Regions from separate parts of the Mus musculus genome. Here all the other regions are linked to region 1. The links are chromatin loops, found by intact Hi-C in ENCODE. Cell type or tissue: heart. All regions are shown on one strand. Links, peaks and the distances in the headings refer to the core of each region. The heading gives the core; the rest is flanking DNA. Region 1 has its middle 19 kb from the start of Gm25375. Region 2 holds the start of Gm33502 (a long non-coding RNA gene). Region 3 has its middle 57 kb from the start of Gm33502.

Region 1 (4,000 bases), core at 1-4,000:
AAAAAAAAAAAAATTAAAAAAAATGTTAGCACTGGATTCCTGGAAGGATGATAAGCCATCTGACTTAAGGCTATGAGAGTGTAGGAGGTTTCCCAGAAGAGGTGACAGACAGAGCTCACAGTGGTGAATTACTCGGTTGGCACTGTTCCCAGTACTTTACAACTGTAAACTCACTTCATGTCTCCTCAGTCCCACAAGTGTCCACTTTGGTGGAGGAAGAAACTCCAGGAGATTGTAAAACCTTCCCAAGAGCCACACATCTAGAACAGAGTGGGATGGGGTTTGATCTGGAACACTGAAGTCATAGTACGTGTGCTAGAGGTGTGGTCCCCTGACTGCCGCCGACCCCGCCCATTCTCCTGCCATCTCTGACTCCTGGTTTTCTCATTTGTAGGATGGGTTGGCAGTAAGCAGGCTAAAAGGGCCCTGGCTTTCTATAGTGTGTTACTTTTCATTCAGTTCATTTTTCATTGCTATAACGAAACACATGAATCAGGTCATGTCCGAAGAAAGCAAGGTTCTTTAATTCACCATTATGGAAATTAAAAGCTCAAAGAGAATGGCATAGGTTCCAGTGAGGGCCCTTGGCAGGGTGGTAGGAACACACAGGGAAGAAGGAAGCAGTCTCATTTCAGATGTCTAGGGCAGGGTGAGGATGAGGAGAGGAGGGTGGTGTCTGGGAGAAGTCGGGGGATGGGAAAATATGATAAAAATACACTATGTGAAACCCTCAAGGGGGGGAGTGGGTGGATAGGGGAGTGGGGGTGGGTGGGTAAGGGGGACTTTTGGTATAGCATTGGAAATGTAAATGAGCTAAATACCTAATAAAAAAAAAATGAAAAAAAAAAAAAAAAGCCTAGAATATTTGCCACCTGGCCCTTTATAGAAAGCTTTACAGTCCCTGTAATTAACAAGTAATAAAAGCGCTAGTTGAAGAAGAAAAAAAAAAAAAAAAAAAAAGAAACCCTCAAAGCATAAACAAGCAACAAACAAACAAACCCAGAAAGCTTAGACTCAGGGTTTTATATCAGTTTGATCTTGGATTTCCCCACCTCTTAAAGGTTCCACAACACCTTCTCAAGCTCTTAACAGCTGAGTGTGTGTGTGGGGTGGGGCTGGAGGGCAGGGAAGCAAACAACCTCCAAACCATCGTCTGTGGTTCTTGAGTTTCAAATGGAAAGACAGGAAAAGGGGACTCAACTGGACTCAACCACAGCATTTATGGTGACAAGGCTTGGCTGAGTCCATGACAGGCTTCAAATAGGCAATTAAGGATACTAGGCTTAAATCTCTGTTTCCAAGAACTGGACAATTCCGGGCAAGTCCAGGCCTTAGAAACTGCCTGCCACCTGGCCTGAAGCAAGGACAACGGGTCAGCAGCAGTTTCCAGACTTCCTCAGCAAGTGTCCAGCCCCCACACCCTGGTAATGGAATGTTTATAGAGATGGACCCAACAGATTAACATAGATGTCACCTACCTTGGATTTCCCTAATGTGCTTTAAATCAGGCCTGCAAGCTTACTTGGTTGTCTCTCTATTGGTAATGGGAGACCCCAGCATGCTGGACTTCTGCAGAATAAAGCACTCTGTGTGTTTGCATACTATTTGAGTCTGGGGTGTCATATTTCATGGACCCTTACAAATAGGTCCCAGGGGAAGGTGTCACAAAGCTGTTTGTAGTCATGCACTTGCCTCGGTGACCAGCATCATGTCCAGGCCACAGTAGGGCAAAGGTTGCTCTCACTGAGCATTAAGTAGCATTGTATCAAAGGTATGTGGGAGAGAGGCTTTGTCGGTGAGGGGGTATTGTTATCAAAGAGGGACAGCTCCTGAGACCTCACAACAGTGGCTGTCTACTCCCAATACTGGGTCAGTGCCCAGTTACCAGAACAGGACTTCATGTAAAGAGCTGTTAAGGAAAGTTAGCTAGGTAGCTTAAAAAGTCAGGAAGAGCCCAAAGACTGACAGGTAATTAGAAGCAGTTATGGATGAGGGAAGAGGAGGGAGTTTCTTCTAGCTCAGACACATGAGTAGAGGTCACCTGCCAGCTGTTGCTGTTGGCGGTTCAAGGATTGGAAGGGGGTTGTGGGACGGGGGAGATGCAACTGAAATTGCGGTGGCGGTCGGGAGGGGGAGTGGGAGATGCCACTGAAGCTGCGAGGAGAAAAATAATGCCTGGGATGGGAGCCCAAGAAACAGGAAGCCCTCAGGAAGGAGACAGCGAACAAACAGGAAGAAGCAGATCCCGGCTCCCACCTCCTGCCTGGCTGCCTCTCTCTAGCGCCCCCTGTTGCAGGGACTAACAGAGTCGGCTGTCAAAGCGGAAGTATGGACTCAGGATTCTCGAATTACCCATGAGGCAGTTGGACGTCTGTCCTGTTGGGAGCACAGAGTCGGTGACTAAACTGTCTTCATTCCTTCCTTCAGGTTTCTGGCATGTGTAGTCCCCAGAGGAAGTAGTTCATGGGACAGTCCTGAGGTTGAGGTCCGGGACATGCCGCAGTTACCTGTGTACCCCTCCCAGAGGCTGCTACTCTGCCCTGGCAGAGCAACTGGTGTTAATGGAGGAGGGAGTGGTGTGGCAGAAGCCTACACAGGTAAACTGAAACCTTCTCTGAACAGCCTGTGGGGTACCTGTCCCCTATTCCCTAGGGCTGTGATTCAGTGGACCTGCCTCGGAGCCAGGAAGCAGGTATTGAACCTTTAGCTTGGACAACCCAACACAGGTTCGGCCCCGACTCAGTGAATATGCTCAAACTCCTTTCCTGTCCTCATCTATTTTCTGAGTGAGTCACTAGCAAGAAGTACACTCTACCATATAAGGCACTGTGTGGCATTGGGCAGGTCATTAAACCTCAGAGTCTCTGTTTCCTCAGAATGCCTTCTTGGTCCTTTTATTCCTGTGTAAGAAAAAACAGGATGAGACTTTGGGCCTCTTTATCTTGCCTCCACCACCCCCACCCTTCTTGCAGGAGTGATATTTCAGCATTGTGCGTCATGACTTTTCTTTGAAGGCAGTCAATATCAGAAGGCAGAGTCTCTGGTTTAACTTGGAAAAAAACAAAATCCTGAAGACTCATGATGACTGGGACTTGCTGGACAGAGATGGTGGAGAGCCTCTGCTGTGGTCCCTGGGTGTGGAGACAGAGAACAAAGGAAGAATGAAGAGGAGGGGGCGGGGCCTCTTTGCAGCTACCTAAAGGAGGCCAGAGACTAGGTATGCCCCGAACCCTGGGCTCCTGATGAATTCCAGAGCAAGTGAGCTTATGAAGAGACTTTAAGAGTCTTTGATGAGGGCTGGTGAGATGGCTCAGTGGGTAAGAGCACCCGACTGCTCTTCTGAAGGTCTGAAGTTCAAATCCCAGCAACCACATGGTGGCTCACAACCACCCGTAATGAGATCTGATGCCCTCTTCTGGTGTATCTGAAGACAGCTATAGTGTACTTACATATGATAAATAAATAAATAAATCTTAAAAAAAAAAAAAGAGTCTTTGATGAGACTCAGTGGACTAAGGTCACACCTCCTAGCCTCTGGCTATTTCAGGGCAAGATAGCAGGCACCCAGAAGGGATAAGAGATGTGTACCTCATGAGAAAAAGGATTAGGGTGGCAAATGTTAAGTGTCAACTCTGAGTTCCTTTGCTGAGGTGTCTGCCTATCCACCGTATGGATTTATGTGCAAGATGTTGACTGCCTTCCTGGCTAAACTCAAGTTCTTGCAAGTTGACCCAAGTCTGGTGGTACTTAGAGAATAAGCCGGGCAGGTATCTGAGGATCACAGTCAATTTGAGTGAATGTTAGGAGGGCGTGTGTTCCCACAGCCTAGACCACTGTGGTGTCACTGGTCGGTGTTTTGGGGGCATTGGTGAGCTGTGAACAGATGGACCATTTCCCAGAGGTGAGCAGTGGGGATCCCAGCACAAGGCCTTCTGTGTCAGCTGGAGGAGGGGTCAGCAGAGTTGGCTATTGGGTCCTGAGGACTGGCAGATGTTCTTAG
Region 2 (8,409 bases), core at 1,700-5,699, 77 kb after region 1:
AACTTCCACCTTGGGATTTCTGCCCACTCTTTGTTCTGATAATGTCTTTCTGTTCTATGAGTCTCCAAAGCTCTCCTGTCACCCAAACAAGCCTAGACAAAGGGGCCAGGAGAAGGCAAGCCTTTTCTTAATACTAGTTATTTGGATGGAATGTGTTGGGTTGGGAGTCCTTGAAGGGCCAAGAAGTCCTCTTTGCAAAGAATATCTCTAAGCTGTGAATACAGAAGGACACAGAGAGATAAGACACACAGGAAATAGCGAACTTGTGAGAGGGGGAGAGAGGACTCTGAGAACACCTAAGAGAGTTTTGAACTCCTAGTAGACCATATGACTGGAATAGGAACATGGCCATACAGTGGACAGGGGTAAATGAGTATGTAACCAGCTTCTTGTCACTGTAATAAATGCCTTGGATAAATCAAGTTAAAGGGAAGAAAGGGTTCTTTTGGCTCACAGTTCCTGAGGCACACAGCCCATGGTCATTGCCCTGATTGCTTAAGACCTATGATGAGACAGAATGGCATGGCAGAAGTATATGGCAGAGGAAACCTGTTTCCTTCTCGTTGGCCAGGCAATGAGGAGAGGGCAGAGGTCACAGAACCCTTTGGAGAAATGCTCCCATAGCCCTAACTTCATCCACCAGGCTCCACCTCCTAAAGGCATCAACACCTCCCCAGATCACCACACCTTGGCAACTAAGCTCTTTTCATAGGGTTTTGGGGACATTTAAAGTTCAATAGAAGGGGCGGGGAGAGCATGAGCGGAGCCACCATGCCCTTTCCTTCCCATATGACACAGTCGACAAACACTGTGGATAGAGCCGACATGGTCACTTGATCTTTATCCTTCCTCATCGATCTGCTCACTGCTGGACTCTGTATCAACATTGATGCTCACCCTTGCTCTTTGACTGGAGTTGCTGGGGTTGCTGTCCATCCCCCATCACTTTGTGGGAATATCCTTCTTGTACAGCTACACGCAGCATGTAGGCTGTTGACCACAGCTATAGAACTGGACTCCTGAAGTTCATGAATCAATGAACATACCTCTTCCCAGGGATGTCTTGCTCTCTTCCTGCCAGTGAGAATAGAGAGACCCAGTTACCTTCAAGGGCTCACTCAGTGGCCACCTCCTAAACAATATGGGGGTGGGGGTGGGGAGATATGAAGAAGTATAGCTGAACAGATAGATGCTTTTCATAGTCTCTCTTGGAACCCTCCTATCTCAGGGTGAGGTCATCACATATCGACTGCTTTGGGTGGACTGAGCACTCGAGACTGGGCGTCTGTTCTCTCATAAATGTCAAAACTGCTTCCTCCACTTCTAACAAGGGCAGCCAGCAGACTCCAGTACACAGTGCAGAGTGAACCAGGTCTTGGTTTTGGGAAACCAGCCAGCTACTTCCTAAAGATGTGCTATGGTGACTCATGACCAGCTTCCAGGAGAGAATAATCCAGAATCTATTGCCAGCATTTAACAATAGCAGTAACACTGTCTCCTAGAAATGATGGACGTCACTACCTCCAGGGGAAAAGGAGGTGGTCCGCCCAGCTGCATCCTACAGGAGTCTCCCTTCCTCTCAGGTGGTCAGCAGAGCAAGCGGGATGGGCTGAGGTGTGGGTGAAAGGTTGTCACTTGTTCCACAATCAGGGAGCCTGTAAGTTGTCTCTGTGACCTTCTGAGCCTTGGGGCCCTAGGGTAGTGAAATGAAGCTGTAGTGTTTATGCGATCCTTAAGTCTCTTTAGAGCCCAGAAACTTCTTAATGCAGAGACCCTGCCATACCCCAGATGTGCTCCTGTCTCAGAAGCATCAAATAATTAAACCTATAGAGCCCTAAGCAGAGGGGTGATTCTTCTTGCCTTTTCTCTATCAGCTTTAGTCACCATTGGCCTCATGTCCTGGCCATTGCCGGCTTAACTTGTCTTACTCCCCTATTCACATCAATTGGTCAGAAATGTGGCAGATATTTGGATTTCTAGGAGAGAGGGTCCCACTAAGGCTTCTCCTAAAGAAGCCTTCTTGTCCTGGGCGTCTCGCAAGATATGATGCTTTAAAGAACGAAGAATGCAAGGATGGAGCAGAACGACACCAGTATCTAGGCAGGATGTGATACAGTGGGCTTTAACCTCTTCAAAGGGCCCCTCGGTTGTTATCGACTCTCCTAGCTCTACCAAATGCCTGTGTTTCATACTCAGTCTGACCAGGATGGAATTCATGTTCCATGCAAACCTGCCCTGCTTTCCTCGCTCTCTACTTCAATGCCACCATAAGGATCCTCCCTGCCCTCCCTAGCATCTGATCTAGTCTTAGTCTGATGGGGGCCAGATATTTCCACATCTTCCCCCAAATGCCTGGGGAATATGCATATGGCGTGGTATGAGAATTCAGACCATACCCTCTGGACTTCAGATCCTGGGCATGGGGCAAACTCTAGAGAGTGTTCGTACAGCAGTGGAGGTTAGGCGACATGGCTGTCCTTTTGAAGTGGGAAGCAGGGTAATCGCGTGTAGAACAGGCTAGCGCTTAGGGTTGGTCAAGTGCTTCTATGTATTCAAATGCTAAATTCTGTACCCCAAGAGCTGGTTACCCCAAGACGAGCAAGCAAATTCTCATATACTCCAGTTTTTGTTGTGCAAACCTTGCTCTTCAGGTTAATTGGTCAATAAAAGACTAAAGCCTATGATTGGGCAGTAGAGAGAGAGAAAGGCGGGACTTGAGGATTGAGGGGGGCGTGTCTCAGGAGAGAACAGTGAGGAGAAAGGAGACAAGAGAAGACAAAGAGAGGAAGAGGCAGCCATGAGATGAGATGGGCCATGAGCATGTGACCAGGAGAAAGAGCAAGTGGCAAGGGACATATGGCTGGGATGAAAATTAGAATAGCTCCAAACCTGCCCAATCTAGGCTTACAAATTTTAAATAAATACCAGGATATCTTATATACGGGATAGATAGAATATATAATTCTTACTACAGTTTGCCTCAAAGTCACAGAGCTCTACCTGTCTCTGTCTCCTGATGGCTGGGATCAAAGGTATACACTACTACTACTCCCACGCCCTTCTGGCTGTGTGGAGTGACCTTATTCCAGCCTCTCTTGGTTCCCAAGTTTGCTTTTTCCAGCTTCCCCATTGACCTAGTGAGATCTAATGATTACACAACAGGTAAGCTCCTTTTCTTCTGTGATATCTAGTATTGGGAGTTCATTGTTTGCAAGTAAATACTGATTAGTGTCCTCCCCTCTCCAGATCCCCAGGCCAGTGAGCTGGGGGTCATTCCCGATAGTCCCTGTGACACTCTCATCACTGTCCCCAAGGCCCAGTAGCTCTGCCTGACCTATCTCCCCACTACCCCCCAAACAGGCCCAGATTAAGTTCATTCATAATTCCTACTGTTCTGTAGGCAGGTCTTTCAGCTGGAGAAGTTCATTATCAGGACCATCTGCTTTGGTCAAACTTCCAAGTCAAAGTCCAGGAGCAGACTACCATTCAGTTTCCTTGGTAGAGAAGGAGATGGAGAAAAACGGAGAGCAGACAGGTGCCGAGGGAGTCTGAGAGGAGAGGGACGAGAGAGGCAGGTGAGTGACACAGGCGTGGCTCAGGCCCTCCTGCTGCAGCCTCGAGACTGCCTGGCCAGCTTCTCTGCCAGTGTCACTGGTCCGTGAGCTCTCTATGCTCACGTCAACGAAAACATATTAATTACCCTTTAAATGGAAATAAATTAACTTAAGAAGATGCAGTTTTATCTTGCTTTTATGGCAGCCAAGTTCCCCGAGGATGTGTTAATTGATTTTAAATCCAAATCAGCCTAATGCACTTGGGCACTCTGCCCAGTGGGAGTGAGCTTTGGCTCCTGGAAAGGAAACGGCTCTATGCCAACTGATTTGACACATTTTTATCACTGCGGAGGAGGTAAGCACAACCACGGGTGGAGAAGGTCCAGCAGCACCAGGTCCTCTGTGCAGATAGTAAGTATTTATTGAGCTTCTACTCTATCCGAGCACTGTGCAAAGCACTGTTGTGTAAGGCTGGGCGACTCAGCTTTGGCCCTGAGCACTCTAAAATGCCTACCAGGGGCTTTCTAAAGTGTCATTGCCCGGCCGGTCCTCCCTGACTCGATCTCACTGGGGCTGGCTTTCAAGGCTGGCCAGGCCTACAGGAACCAGATAGTGGGATATCGATGGGCTTCGTGGAAACACTAGGAGAGGAAGTGAGGACAACTACCCAGGGGCCAGCTTGGCTGAACTGGCAATTCTTCCACTTTTCCAAGCTGTTCCTCCATGACGACACAGGAGCTGCATGAGAGGAATAGGGCTGAGAGTCTGGAGAGGTGGTTCTAGTAGCTTAGCATCCTCATCCAGTATTGCCAGATTTAGCAAATGAAGGATGCAAGATACTTCCATGAATTTGAATTTTACATAAATAGCACTTGTTTTTAGTGTATGCCCCCATTTAACAGTTGGGGCATGCTTGCACTAATAGCTACTTAACTGGGTGTCTGTGCTTTACCTGGCAGCCCATCCATTCCCACTCCCGAGAGATACCCCAGACCCCAATGGCTCCCACCCCTGATATGAAGCAACATCTACCCAATAGGAGTGCAGTGGCAGCAGGGAGGGCCTGAAGAGCATCCCAGAGGAGTCTGCCCATAGCTGTGCTCCCCAGAAATGAGATCTAGTTCCACCACCTGCCTTGGCGTATTAATTATATTTCTTGTTGTGACAGAAGAAACTAAAGTATGGCCTTATTTTGGCTCATGGTTTGAGGAGAGAATCTATCAAGTCAGGGAGTAGTGGTGGCAGGAGTGGGAGGTGGCTGGTCATATTGTGTCTAGTCAGGCAGCAGGGGGACATGGCTGGATGCTGGTACTCAGTTGAATTTCCTGTGATTCTTCTGTGGATTCAGTGTAACTACCCTAGCCCATGTATGGAGTCACTTACACCCAGAGCAGATCTTCCCCAGCTAAACCTCTCTAGACATCCTCAGATGTGTGTCTCCCAGAGGTGTGTCTTCTAGGTAACTCCAAACCAACCCAGTTGAGTTGACAATGAAGATTAACCATCACAGCTGGGCACTAACGTGGAGCATCCTAAGGAGAATGCACATGAAAAAGACACCGTCCCACCCAGAGGGACTCAGGGGGACCCAGAGGGACCCAGAGGGCAGCAAAGGAGGAGTTAAGTCAAAACAAATCATCTTGATACAAGGTTAGATGGCCAGGGAACACAGAGAGGGAAAAGCTGATTTGTTTTGGTGGGTGGAAGTCTTGCAGGCGTCCCGGAAGAGGTCATATTCCCTATCAACAAGATTCCTGACATGTATATAAAATAGCCTCCCCGCAGCACCAGCACATATCTGAAACCCTTCAAACTTTGGCTATCATGACAAAGCTCCCAGCAGCCCCAGCAATCCAGTTGCAATTGACTTCCCAGATGAAACGTTTGTGCTATCCATAACCCAGAAGGGAGCCTCACACTGTAATAGAAACATTTCAGCAAGGGCATGCCAGGTAAATACTCTTTACCCCACCGTGCAAGGGGGCTTGTATGCTTAGAGATGTAGCTAGACACTAGGGATTGTGGTGAGCATAGAATGGAATAGCTACCTCAAAGGTCTATCAGGAGCAGGGTAAGGGGAGTTTGGCATCTCAGGGCACTCTCACTTCTATTTGAAAGCTGGGACGCCTGTTCTTGCTGGAGGCAGGCTTCCTCCCAAGGGCCTGCCTGAGCACAATAGCTTGCTCCTGACACTTGGTAGACACTGTGCTAATAGGGAATACCAATCACGCTCTTGGTTAATATTTAGCCACCTGAATTTTGAACAGATAACATTTCAGAGCCTGCTTTATGCTTGCCTACACTGAATGAGGACAAAGAAACACTTCTCATTCATTGCTTCTTCCTTAACAAGGGCGAGCACTTTCCAAAATGCAAACATTCACAGAGTCCTATCTGAGCCTAGCCCTGATAACACCCCAAAGGTGGCTGGAGAAGAAAGCCTTGCTTGGGTTGCTTGTTTGCTGAGCAATACGCTAAGAGAACCTTCTCTGGGGACTGGTTGCGGGGGCCGGGCCGGGGGGCTCTTTGGCATGTGAGAGTGCCATGGGAATGACTCTATAGAGTCAGAAATGGTACCCAGAGATGCCTAGTGCTGAAGGCTCTGGAGACAGAATAGTTGATGGTTAATTAATGCTCCCCAGCAAGTCGGACAGACAGCTCCAGCTGCCCCCACCCCCCACCATGCTGGTCTATTAACAGCATTGGGCTCCTCTTGCAAGCTGGGGCACAGTGAGGAGCTGTCAAGAAGTGTTTTTGAGAAATTAAAGGGACATCTCTAAGTGGGTACACACCCAGGAGCAGGCCAGCCTGCCTGGCTCCTCCTCAGCCTGCCTTGCTCCTCCTCTGGCTCTGAGGGAGTAATGCCTAACAGTATGCCTGTGTTTCTGCAGGAACTTGATTAAAGCTGGCTGCCAGACAGAGCTAGCCTGCGTGTGTGGCCACTTCAAGCCAGGCAGAAGCAGCTCCCAGGCCCTCGTGGGTCCACTGCACTGTGGAATCGGACCCTTAGACCCTCTGAATCCTAGAAGAAAAGAGGTGATACCACTGGGGAGCTAAAGCCTGAGCTTTTACCTCCTCTTCCTCCAAGGGGCTCTACCGGACTCCCCCAGTCTCTCCTGCCTGCCTGCCTGCCTGCCTGCCTGCCCTCCTGAGTGCTATCCCAGGTTTTGAGCCAACTGCCCTTACCATCTCTTCATGTTTTCGCCTTTCCCAGGCCTCTGTTATTACATCTAGCCAGCCATAGCTGTGTGTAAAGTGACATTGTTTTCATCAGACACTGTTGTCCACTGCAGGGGCCCAACACGCCACCCCTCCTCTTCCCCCCTCTCCACTTCTCTCCTACTAGGAGGGTTCACTGGAAGCCACAGGAAGGGGTGTGGTTGCTGTGGTTGCCCAGCTGAGAGCTGGATTGGGGGAAATCAGGAAGTCCAGGCTCCCTTCCAAAGCAAATTGGAAAGATCCGCAGCAGCCAGGGCACTGGATAAACAATTGTCCCCAAATGCAGGGGACAGCCAAGGAGGTTTCAGTTCTATGAAAAGTTAAAACTTTGGTTCTGAAGTACAATCCTACCGATGAGGACAGAGCCTTTTTTTGTTAGTTCTTATCAGGTGTGGGAAGAACCAAAGATGGAGATCGAGCAGTATAAAAAGCAAAGCATCCCTCTGTCTCCATGACCTGCAGTCCCACTCATCAGAGGTAAAGTGTGAGCAGTGTCCGGGGTCAGTGAGGGCTCAAACAGTGAAGCTGCACAGGTTTGGGATGGTGTGTGTGCACTCAAGCACTCACCTGTTGCACACATGTACACGTGTGAGGGTAAGCCTGCGCCATAGTCTAAGAGCGTAGGCTCATCTATTAACTACCTGGGCCCCCTTCCTTCCAAATGCTAAGTCCAACAGTTTATTCAGTTTTTGTTTCCAAAACTGTACCATTTGTACATTATGAATAATAATGGAAACTGCCTATCTCTCTGTGCAGATGTTTTCCAGTTCATGAAACATCCGTAAACTCACAAAGGGCTCGTGTTCTGCGTACACATGCCTCTCAGCCCACCTCCTTCCAGAAGTAAAGATGTCTGCCGTAAACCTCCAGCATATGAACCACTGCGAGGTTTGTGATGCACGCTGCAGCCCTCGGGGAAGTATTATCCCCAAAAGACATAAACGGTGTCCAGACTTGTCTCAGGGTATAGAAGCGGTAAGCAGCAGGGCTGGGTGGAAATGGCAGCTGCCATGCTTCCTGGGAACCAGGAGATCGGATCAGCAGGGAGCGCTGGGCTCATGTAGCTGGGCAGAGGAGGCTCCCAGAGACCCTCACACCTTCCCTTCCTCCTTATGATTGTGAGTGGGCCACAAGGACTGGTTTCAGGAACCATAAGCGTAGAGAAGAGGCTCTTCCCCTCTCCTCCCCTTTGAGATATCATGGCCTCAGTCCATCTGTTTCACAATTGTACTTAAATGCTGTGTCATCACTTTTCCTGGAGACGAAGATGATGCCACCATACACAGTGTAGAACAATACAGATAAACAGGAAATAAAACCCAACAGCTGGTAGAAATGTTCTTAGAGTTTCCCCGAGGAAAGTTAGCACTAATGAAACCTTGACTACTCTCAGGCACTAGCTTTAAGCAACAGCTTTAGACCACCAGGTATAGGACACTCACCCAAATTCAAGGGCTGTTGGTTTCAGTGATATTTAACCTGCATGTGACTTGTGTCAATAGACAACAGTGGGACTTGATAGTTTTAAAGGCTACTGCTTAATTTAAAAAATCAAGTTGAAACACTCTATCCTTTGGGTAGAATCCAATGATGTTCTCAGAAACATCGGCTTGGCCCCTGAGTCTGAAAATGGCTC
Region 3 (4,000 bases), core at 1-4,000, 130 kb after region 1:
GTCTCATCCACTTACAGAGATTGACTTTTGCCAGAGACTCAAAGCATTTGGGTCCCAGAACCCTGGTGCAGCCTAAGGGCTCCTTAATTGTGACCCCTTGGGCAGTCTCCTTGCTCTCTGAGCATTGGCTTCATTACCTGCAAAATTGGAATAACAGCATTGCCTCACAGGAGCACCAATTCAGATGAGGTTTACAGAATGCCTAGAGGGGTTGGAAATGGTCTCACATAGAAAAACTGGCCTTGGGAGGGATCTAAGTCAGAGTTTCTTTTTGTTGTTGTTGTTTGTTTTGTTTTGTTTTCTTCGAGACCGGGTTTTTCTGTGTAGCCCTGGCTGTCCTGGAACTCACTTTGTAGACCAGGCTGGCCTCGAACTCAGAAATCCGCCTGCCTCTGCCTCCCGAGTGCTGGGATTAAAGGCTTGCGCCACCATGCCCGGCTTTAAGTCAGGGTTTCTATTGCTGTGATGGAATGCTATGGCCGAAAGCAGCATGGGGAGGAAAGGGTTACTCAGCTTACACTTCCAGGTAACAGTCTGTCCTTGAGAGTGGGGCAGGAGCTCAAACAGGGTAGCAACCCAGAGGCCGGAGCTGGTACTTGACTATCTCCAGACCCGTGAGGGACCTCTCAAAACAAAGGTGAATAGGCCAGTAGCTAAGAAACAAGATCCAAGGTCATCCTCTGACCTCTGTACTCTTGTGCACACGTGTGCATGAGCACCTATATCTACACACACACCCCGCCCCCACCATACACACACAAAATAGCTGGAAAAAATAACACGGGCTTTGCACAATCCACCATGTCACAAATCAACTATGCAACTTTGGCAAGAAGAAACATTCTCTCACAGCCTCAGTTTCCCCCTTGGTAAAATGGGCTGGCTCTTCTGCTCTGTCCAGTCTACCACCTGGAAGCACCCCAGGCCCCTCTAAGCAGCACTGTGGTTTGTACAAGGTCCAGAGATCTTGTAAATTTCATTAGAAGCAGTTTTCCAGATGTGCCGGGGTGGGGTGACCTATAGTTAGAACTCAGCAGCCCCCACTTGTTTGTGTATTTACCGAAGCTCTGAACCAGCTGTCTGAATCACTTGCAAACAGACCAAAGCTATTTTCAGGCGTCACACGCAGCCCCACAAGAGTCAGCCACGCCTCAGGATAATGCACTAAAAATATCCTTATAGTGCTATTTTTAAGGCTCCAAAGCTACAAGCCACAGCCCAAGAAAGCAGAGTTCCTCACTGCGTGCACACACAGGGCACCAAACCAGAGCCCAGTTCCCACTGGGCCCCTGGGTCAGTCCAGGGGCTATTCTTTTCTCTGACCATCTGGAATCTCCCTAGCCAAAGGCCCAGGCTGCGTATGAAGGAAGCCTTGTCCTTCCCTGGGGACCCTGCTAGACGCTGAGGGGTACAACACAGCCCATGACACGACGATGGGACCATTATGTCTGCTGTATGCTTGTTTCTGTTCTGAATCACCAGCTCGGAGGCTTCTGCCCGTCAGGGATGCTGGACACGTCCCTAGCACATCTGAACAGTCATTTATGATTTTGAAAGCATATTCGCATGCATCAGCTCCACTGATCACTGTGGAACCTCGACACAAGGGTTATTATTGTCTATACGTGCGAATTTGTGCCCGGTTATCACCTTGGTGATGTGATAGAACACAGGTGGTCTCTGGTGTGTCCAGAAGTGATGACTTCACACTGGTTCAGCATCTTCCTTCTGCTACCATCGTAAGCACAGCAGTCACGATTCATTTGCTCACTCGTTCATTCATTCATTCATTCATTCATTCACTCGTTCCCTTGAGAAGTATTTTCCTCACTTCATAAGCTAAAGCCCTCTCTGTACTAGGCTGAGATATAAATGACACCTCTCTAGGAGGTGACAGTACCAGGACAGAAACCCAAGAGAAGCTTCTTAATCATATTGGGGCCCCAAGGGCTAAGTTGGATAGATAAACAAACACCGTGGAAGGCCTGAAAAGCCTGAGCCTGTGAAAACTGAAAGCAAGAGTAAGGGCAGGAGCCCAGGGAATTGTGGGGGCTAGCAGCTAGAGGGGGTTGGGGGGAGAGGGGAGGGGTTGGGGGCCTGTCTGCAGCTGATCCAGGGAGTCCAGCGGTTTACAGCAGAGGTCAGTGCAGACACAGCTGGGTTTTAAGAATCCCAGAGATGCTCTGTGGTGGGAGGGGTAGTCGGGCTTCAGAGAAAAGAGCCAGCACGCAGACCATGGCAACAGTTTGGGTGACCCAGAATGGGACTGAGGGAGGAGTCCAGGAGATTGACAAAGGAAGATGAGATTCAGAAAGTATATGGAAGTAGCTACGCGGTGTGAAGGAAAGAGGCGGGCAGAGTAAGGCAGGAGAAAGGAAGGATGCTACCGTTGTAGTGAGCAGTGTGACACGGTTTGTGGAGTTCCAGGAAGAGAGCAAGAGTGGACACAGTTTGGAAGGAAGGAAGCTTTTGAGAGGAATCTATAAATCTGTGGGTCTCAATACTCTTTCTCATCTGATACCTGAAAGTACCAGGATCTCTCCCTGATCAGCAACCTAAAATCTCCCCAGCAGAGCCTAAAATCAGGGGCTCAAAGTGTGCTTGGTGTATTTGGTCCTAAGGCCCTTGCTATTCACCTGTAAAGTCAGGAATGCATTTTTGCATATGCAAATATGTTTCCTTGGCTGAGGAAGTGTAGTTGTGTGCTTACCTCAGGGTAGCCAGGAATGTCACTCTGGGCTCTGGGTGCTTACCTCCATTAAGACCCCCTGGAGGGCTCTGTCCAGCTGTCCTCTGAGGCCTGCTGTTGTCCCCTGGAGAGAAATTCCGTGGCTACAGAGTTCCTGCCACCTGCACTTTCCCGTACATCCAGTCTAGGTTAGGGAAGGTCACACACACAGGGGGAAAATTCCAGAACATGAGCTCATAGCGTGTGGTGAAAAGTGAGGAAATTTGCCTGGAATTTTGGAATCTGCTCCAGGAATTCATTTTTTTGTTTTAACAGCAAATAGCTTCTAGGGAGCTACCAGGAATAGGTGTCTTCTCTACAGTGTTCCCCACTCCCACTGTGGCTGGTCTTCATTCACATGGCAGGCAGAGTGGTGGATGACTCCAAGTTTGTATTTTCTTTTTTTTTTTTCCATTTTTTATTAGGTATTTAGCTCATTTACATTTCCAATGCTATACCAAAAGTCCCCCATATCCACCCACCCCCACTCCCCTGCCCACCCACTCCCCCTTTTTGGCCCTGGTGTTCCCCTGTACTGGGGCATATAAAGTTTGCAAGTCCAATGGGCCTCTCTTTCCAGTGATGGCCGACTAGGCCATCTTTTGATATATATGCAGCTAGAGTCAAGAGCTCCGGGGTACTGGTTAGTTCATAATGTTGTTCCACCTATAGGGTTGCAGATCCCTTTAGCTCCTTGGCTACTTTCTCTAGCTCCTCCATTGGGAGCCCTATGATCCATCCATTAGCTGACTGTGAGCATCCACTTCTGTGTTTGCTAGGCCCCGGCATAGTCTCACAAGAGACAGCTACATCTGGGTCCTTTCAATAAAATCTTGCTAGTGTATGCAATGGTGTCAGCGTTTGGATGCTGATTATGGGGTGGATCCCTGGATATGGCAGTCTCTACATGGTCCATCCTTTCATCTCAGCTCCAAACTTTGTCTCTGTAACTCCTTCCATGGGTGTTTTGTTCCCAAATCTAAGGAGGGGCATAGTGTCCACACTTCAGTCTTCATTCTTCTTGAGTTTCATGTGTTTAGCAAATTATATCTTATATCTTGGGTATCCTAGGTTTGGGGCTAATATCCACTTATCAGTGAGTACATATTGTGTGAGTTTCTTTGTGAATGTGTTACCTCACTCAGGATGATGCCCTCCAGGTCCATCCATTTGGCTAGAAATTTCATAAATTCATTCTTTTTAATAGCTGAGTAGTACTCCATTGTGTAGATGTACCACATTTTCTGTATCCATTCCTCTGTTGAGGGGCAT

What was found. Peaks named below come from ENCODE experiments on the same cell type or tissue, not always from the same donor. Only the 100,000 strongest peaks of a DNase experiment are listed, where the experiment ranks them.
Region 2: it touches region 1 in a loop (3-fold over the local background); 5 of 42 quality-filtered maps call a loop at or near these places.
Region 3: a loop joins it to region 1, with 6 times the contacts of the local background. A loop is called at or near these places in 5 of 42 quality-filtered maps.

Annotation. Positions count from the first base shown.
Region 1 is chr16:30,868,519-30,872,518 of GRCm38, reverse strand. No RefSeq gene overlaps it. Among named protein-coding and RNA genes, the nearest start is that of Gm25375, 19 kb to the left of the region's middle. In heart, for the core only: a CTCF peak has its summit at 2,283 (motif pointing left); a DNase peak (open chromatin) is centred at 2,248; H3K27ac peaks cover 690 bases.
Region 2 is chr16:30,788,751-30,797,159 of GRCm38, reverse strand. It overlaps Gm33502 (a long non-coding RNA gene), which reads right to left and starts at 3,738. Exons shown (of 3, transcript XR_384806.2): 1 at 3,391-3,738; 2 at 898-1,074. In heart, for the core only: no CTCF peak of the experiment used is centred there; DNase peaks (open chromatin) are centred at 3,959 and 4,069; H3K27ac peaks cover 1,513 bases.
Region 3 is chr16:30,734,344-30,738,343 of GRCm38, reverse strand. No RefSeq gene overlaps it. Among named protein-coding and RNA genes, the nearest start is that of Gm33502, 57 kb to the left of the region's middle. In heart, for the core only: CTCF peaks have their summits at 1,966 and 2,166 (motif pointing right); DNase peaks (open chromatin) are centred at 563, 1,223, 2,163 and 2,803; H3K4me3 peaks cover 748 bases; H3K27ac peaks cover 2,949 bases.